Regions from separate parts of the Homo sapiens genome. Here region 2 is linked to region 1. Evidence: chromatin contacts called from ENCODE Hi-C or POLR2A ChIA-PET data. All regions are on one chromosome and are shown on one strand. The core of a region is the stretch at or near the end of the contact, and the rest is flanking DNA. Distances in the headings are between cores, read along the strand shown.

Region 1 (2,700 bases), core at 110-2,609:
CTCTTGTCCCCCAGGCTGGAGTGCAGTGGCAGGATCTCAGCTCACTGCAACCTCCGCCTCCCGGGTTCAAGTGATTCTCCTGCCTCAGCCTCCTGAGTAGCTGGGATTACAGGCGCCTGCTACCACGCCTGGCTAATTTTTGTATTTTTAGTAGAGACAAGGGTTTCACCATGTTGGCCAGGCTGGTCTCGAACTCTGGCCTCAGGTGATCCGCCTGCCTTGGCCTCCCAGAATGCTGGGATTACAGGTGTGAGCCACCACACCTGGCCAAGGCCGATTCTTAAATTATGTTTGAAATACTAACAGAATCAGGCCAGGTGTGGTGGCTCACGCTTGTAATCCTAGCACTTTGGGAGGCCAAGGCCGGTGGATCATGAGGTCAGGAATTCGAGGCCAGCGTGGCCAAGATGGTGAAACCCCGTCTCTACTAAAAATACAAAAATTAGCTGGGCGTGGTGGCGCATGCCTGTAGTCCCAGCTACTTGGGAGGCTGAGGCAGGAGAATCACTTGAACCGGAGAGGCGGAGGTTGTGGTGAGCCAAGATCGTGCCATTGCACTCCAGCCTGGGCGACAGGAGCGAAACCCCGTCTAAAAAAAAAAAAAAAAAAAAAGAAATACCAACATAATCTATAGATACCTCCAGAATAATGAGTTGGTGCACAAAACTTTGCGTGTGACTGAGAGGAACAGGTTCACAAGCCCCTAAATTTGTCCCTAAGAGCTTGTCCAGTTCTAATAATGTGATTTTTGTGCACCGATTGTAGCACTAGCCCAGAAAGGCTCCAACCTTGGAGGACAGACTTGGTTTTAATCTCCAGGTGAGTGATTTAGGACTTGTTTTTGTTGCGTTCTGGAAAAGGTGTGTGGATATGTTTTTGGAGGCAAAGGAGGAGTTTGTGGTCTGGAGCCTGCATGTTTTCAGCCTCCAGGCCTGGTTACGTTGGCTTGATGGAGAAGGGAAGGCCCACGTGGGAGTGGAGCCAGCCAGTCTTTCCTGTGTGGGCGATGCAGGGGACGGTGGGGAGGGCCACAAGGTGGAGGAGGAGGAGGAATCGCGAGGTGGGAAGGGGCTGGGTGGTGACAGGCAGAGGGCTAGAGAGCTGTGGGCAGAACAGGGACCCCGTCCCATGTGTCTCTGGGCAGAGATTCACTCCACGCCAAAGCAAATAGGGAGAAGAGGCCCCTGTGAGTCTGAAGGGTGGTTCCCCCCTTGACTGAAGATCCCGGAGATGGGGGGTGGCCCTGGGCCAAATCAGGCACCTCCCTTTCTCACCAGGTAGTGCCTCCCTGCACGTTCACACCCAATGCTGTGTTGTCAGGGGCTGTAACCTGAGCCCTGGGTGCCAGGAGGGGGAGACCCACCCGGTCCTCCTCCTGTCCCCCCCAGCTCCCTTCCCTCTCCAAGGGCTCACACAGGCCCAGCCCATGGAAGAAATGGTGTTCTCAGTGGGTTTGGAACAGGTAAAGATTAGGAGCAGATGACAGGTTGTCAGTGGCTTCGAGGGCAACTACATAATCCCCAGCACCCAAGCTGCAGTGCACTTTGATCCAGCCTCTGAAGGCTTGATTATGAGACACAGCCCATGTTTCCATAAAGGGGAGAACAATTGTTTCCAGCACAGACAAAGGACTCTTTGTATAGCCCTGGGACCCGAGCCCCAGGAGGCACTCGGGGAGAGGAAGGACAGCCCCACCCCGGGTAGGGAAGGGGGTAGGGGCAGGGCAGTGCTGGGTGAGGCAGCTGCCTGGCTCCCATTGAGCTTGCCCATGATGGGCAAAGGGCATTAATGATGTCCCGCTGCTGGCACAGGGGCCTCAGACAGGGGTGAAAGGGGGCTTTTTTCTGAATTGCTCCAGCCTCATGCTCAAAATGCATGCAGTTTTATCTTTGTCGAGGCCGATGTTGGGGTATCTAGTGCCCCCCTACATTTGGGGAAGGGCTGGCTCCTCATTGGCAGGTTTCCACATCTATCAAACAGGCAGCAGGGTAGGGAGCAGGATTTGCTGTGCAGAGTGGGAGTTAGAACTTAGAGAGCATTTGGAAGTAGGCATGAAGAAGGGGCACGTTGGGATGGGGACGAGGTAGTGAGTCTGGATGCAGCAGTGTGTGTCCCTTGTGGAGCTGCCTCCTCCTCCTCCCCCCAGCCCTCACAGTTTCCCTGGGGCCTGAACATAGGATGACCTCAGAGTTTGCAAAACAAATCCGACTGTTGGAGAGCGTGAGGACTTTGCTTTGCTCCCCTTTCCTGCTTGGGAGAGAAGTCTGGATTGGTGAGGGCTTCTGCCCCCCTCATCCATTTGTTAGTTAAATCCAGCCCCTTCCCTGCCTCCCATTCCTTCTGTCCACATGTCAGGAGGCGTGGGCTGGGCCCTAGGCTGGCCTCCCAGTCAGAGGCAGCCATAGTGCAGGGAGTTGGCTTGACCCTGAGAAATTCCAGAAACACATCTGTTTAGGAGGATGAAGGCCAGGTTTGGGATCTTATTGGGGCTGCACCTGTGGAGACCAGAATGGCTCATTTTAGGGGGAAGGTAAGTAGAAAGTGTTAAATGCCAGCTCCTCAAAATCACTAGTACAATCTACTGATATCACAAAGCACAGTTTATTGCTCACCTTGGTGAGGGAGACAGAGATTTGGCAGTCTCTCCAAGTGGGGAAGGTAAGGTTGTTGGAAGTTTGGTTTAAGATGGATCTTGCAGTG
Region 2 (2,700 bases), core at 39-2,538, 38 kb after region 1:
CTGCTGATATTTCCAAGCTCTTTGTCCCAAGTGCCCATGCTCTCTCCCCACCTCCCTTGCACTCTAGTCCCCTCGACAGACTTGCTCTCTTGCGGGAACATCACCCACTTCCACATCACCCAGCCTTTGTGTGTGCTGTGTCTTCTGCCTAGAGCACCCTCCCTTCCCGTAGTCTGTCAGGCAAGCTCACAGCCATTTCTCGGGATCCATTCAAATGTCACCTCGCTTGGGAGGCCTTCCAGATCCCCCCCAGATTTTCTTGGGTTCCCTCAGCATCATGACCTTTGCCTTTCATAGCATCTATCATGCTGAACTTACACATTTACTTCCTTCTCTGGACTGAAAGCTCATTGGTGGCAGAGATCCTTTACATTTTTGTATTCTGAGTGTCTGGAACACAACACGTAGTCAGTAAAGACGTGTTATTGCAAATGTCCACACATCTTGTGTCTGGCTCAGAATATGGTGTTTTAGGCCGGGTGCGGTGGCTCCCAGCACTTTGGGAGGCTGAGGCAGGCGGATCACCTGAGGTTAGGAGTTTGAGACCAGCCTGGTCAACACGGTGAAACCCTGTCTCTACTAAAAATACAAAAATTAGCCGGGTATGGTGGCGGGCACTACAGTAACTGTAATCCCAGTTACTCAGGGGGCTGAGGCAGGAGAATCACTTGAACCCAGGAGGCGGAGGCTGCAGTGAGCCAAGACCGCGCCATTGCACTCCAGCCTGGGCAACCGAAAAAAAAAAAAAAATTAGAAATCTCTGGAGTCAGATCTGGGTTGTGGGCCTTGCTCTGCCTTGTATCAACTATGTGGCAAGTGACTGACCTCTACAAACCTCAGATTTGTGATCTGAGATTAATCAAGGGTTAATTGAGAAACCAGCTGAGTGCTAGCACCTAGTAAGTGTTCAGTAAGTGACAGTGATGGTTATTGCTGAGTTTTGAATGGAGGAGCTGCCTTAGAATCAGGAGACCTGCGCCCCAGTTCCCATTCTGCCCCACCTCCCTGTGTCACCCTAGGCAGGCCACATTTCCTCCCTAGTTTCAGGGGCCTGAAGCAGATGCCCTCTTAGGGCCCCACAGCCTGACATGCTGTAGGGCCTGAGAAGCGGCGTCGTGGAGGACGAGATGTGTGAGGGCAGCAAAGAGTGCTATGTGTCCAGCAGAGGGCCCTGCCCGGCCTGTGGCCGGAGGCTGGGAGGGAGGGCAGGCGAGTGATGCCAGACGCCTGACTGGAGGCGGATCCAGCCGGCCAGCTGCCTCTCTGGAGCCCAGCTCTTGGGCCCCCTGCACTCACCTGCTCTTCCTGGGCTGGCTGTCTCCTGCTCATCCAGCCATGCGGTGGCTGTGGCCCCTGGCTGTCTCTCTTGCTGTGATTTTGGCTGTGGGGCTAAGCAGGGTCTCTGGGGGTGCCCCCCTGCACCTGGGCAGGCACAGAGCCGAGACCCAGGAGCAGCAGAGCCGATCCAAGAGGGGCACCGAGGATGAGGAGGCCAAGGGCGTGCAGCAGTATGTGCCTGAGGAGTGGGCGGAGTACCCCCGGCCCATTCACCCTGCTGGCCTGCAGCCAACCAAGCCCTTGGTGGCCACCAGCCCTAACCCCGGCAAGGATGGGGGCACCCCAGACAGTGGGCAGGAACTGAGGGGCAATCTGACAGGAGCACCAGGGCAGAGGCTACAGATCCAGAACCCCCTGTATCCGGTGACCGAGAGCTCCTACAGTGCCTATGCCATCATGCTTCTGGCGCTGGTGGTGTTTGCGGTGGGCATTGTGGGCAACCTGTCGGTCATGTGCATCGTGTGGCACAGCTACTACCTGAAGAGTGCCTGGAACTCCATCCTTGCCAGCCTGGCCCTCTGGGATTTTCTGGTCCTCTTTTTCTGCCTCCCTATTGTCATCTTCAACGAGATCACCAAGCAGAGGCTACTGGGTGACGTTTCTTGTCGTGCCGTGCCCTTCATGGAGGTGAGTGTGTGTTCTGTTTGAGCTCTGCTGGGAGGCTGCAATCCAGGGAAGGGACTCAAAGTCTCCATCAGGTCTTTGGAAATGGAATTTGTGGGTGTGCAAAACCTGAGTCTTGGAGCTCTGACTTGCTCCTCCTTTACCTTGGAGAAGGAGACAAATACGGTATTGGTTTCTGGTTGCTCTCAAGAGAAGTAGGCAGGCCAGGGGGACAGGCGGGTGTGTGGGGCCCCTGGGTTCCAGCCCCAGCCTGATCTTCTGCTTCGGGAGCAACCTCAAGGCAGGCCTTTGCCACTTTCTCCAGACCCTAAGCTGCCCTCTCCCTTCCTCAGCCCTTCTCCCCTGTCCCACCCAAGATACCTCTGTCCTTTGTTGTGACTCCTCTTCTTTCCTCTGTACCCCCTGCCGCTGCCCTGCTCCCACAGCTTCCTTCGCTGCTCCTCCGTCTCCTGCCTCCTGAAGGAGTGCCTGAAGGGAGAGCCCAATTTCCTTCACACCCCTCTGGATCAAGTCAGCATCCACTCCATGAGAATACAAGCACCAGAAGCAAAAGACCGCTCCGTTCTTCCCTCCCTGCTGGGATTCTCATTGTTATCGTTGTCATTTCCATCAGCAACTTCCTAGATCCTCTCTGAAAGGGATACCTGGTTCTGGGCACTGGAACTAATGGGGGGCTCTAGTCTTAGCTCTGCCACTGACATACTGGGCGTCACTGGGCAGGTTGCATTACCTCTCCAA

What was found. Hi-C counts contacts between places; a loop is a spot of excess contacts on that map. ChIA-PET counts read pairs that join two places held with the same protein, here RNA polymerase II (POLR2A). Pooled maps may share reads with other maps.
Region 2: a loop to region 1 is called in a map of dorsolateral prefrontal cortex, with 2.7 times the contacts of the local background. The contact joins the promoter of GPR37L1 here to the enhancer-like site in region 1. A Hi-C loop is called at or near these places in 4 of 168 maps with a recorded cell type or tissue (HepG2, dorsolateral prefrontal cortex and posterior cingulate gyrus) and 3 of 50 pooled maps. POLR2A ChIA-PET finds 5 or more read pairs at or near these places in 12 of 52 experiments (CD8-positive, alpha-beta T cell, Caco-2, GM12878 and 9 more).

What each region holds. Positions count from the first base shown.
Region 1 is chr1:202,083,877-202,086,576 of GRCh38, forward strand. No RefSeq gene overlaps it. Among named protein-coding and RNA genes, the nearest start is that of GPR37L1, 38 kb to the right of the region's middle. RefSeq lists enhancers at 785-1,544, 1,545-2,304. Within about 2 kb of position 1,360, at least 12 of the 41 ENCODE cell types and tissues checked have a DNase peak (open chromatin) inside an H3K27ac peak, as active enhancers do; they include PC-9 and dorsolateral prefrontal cortex, where a contact is called at or near this core.
Region 2 is chr1:202,121,629-202,124,328 of GRCh38, forward strand. It overlaps GPR37L1 (G protein-coupled receptor 37 like 1), which reads left to right and starts at 1,289. Exons shown (of 2, transcript NM_004767.5): 1 at 1,289-1,965. The coding sequence starts at 1,336. LOC105371683 (a long non-coding RNA gene) reads right to left here. Exons shown (of 3, transcript XR_922422.3): 2 at 2,323-2,430; 3 at 1,959-2,105.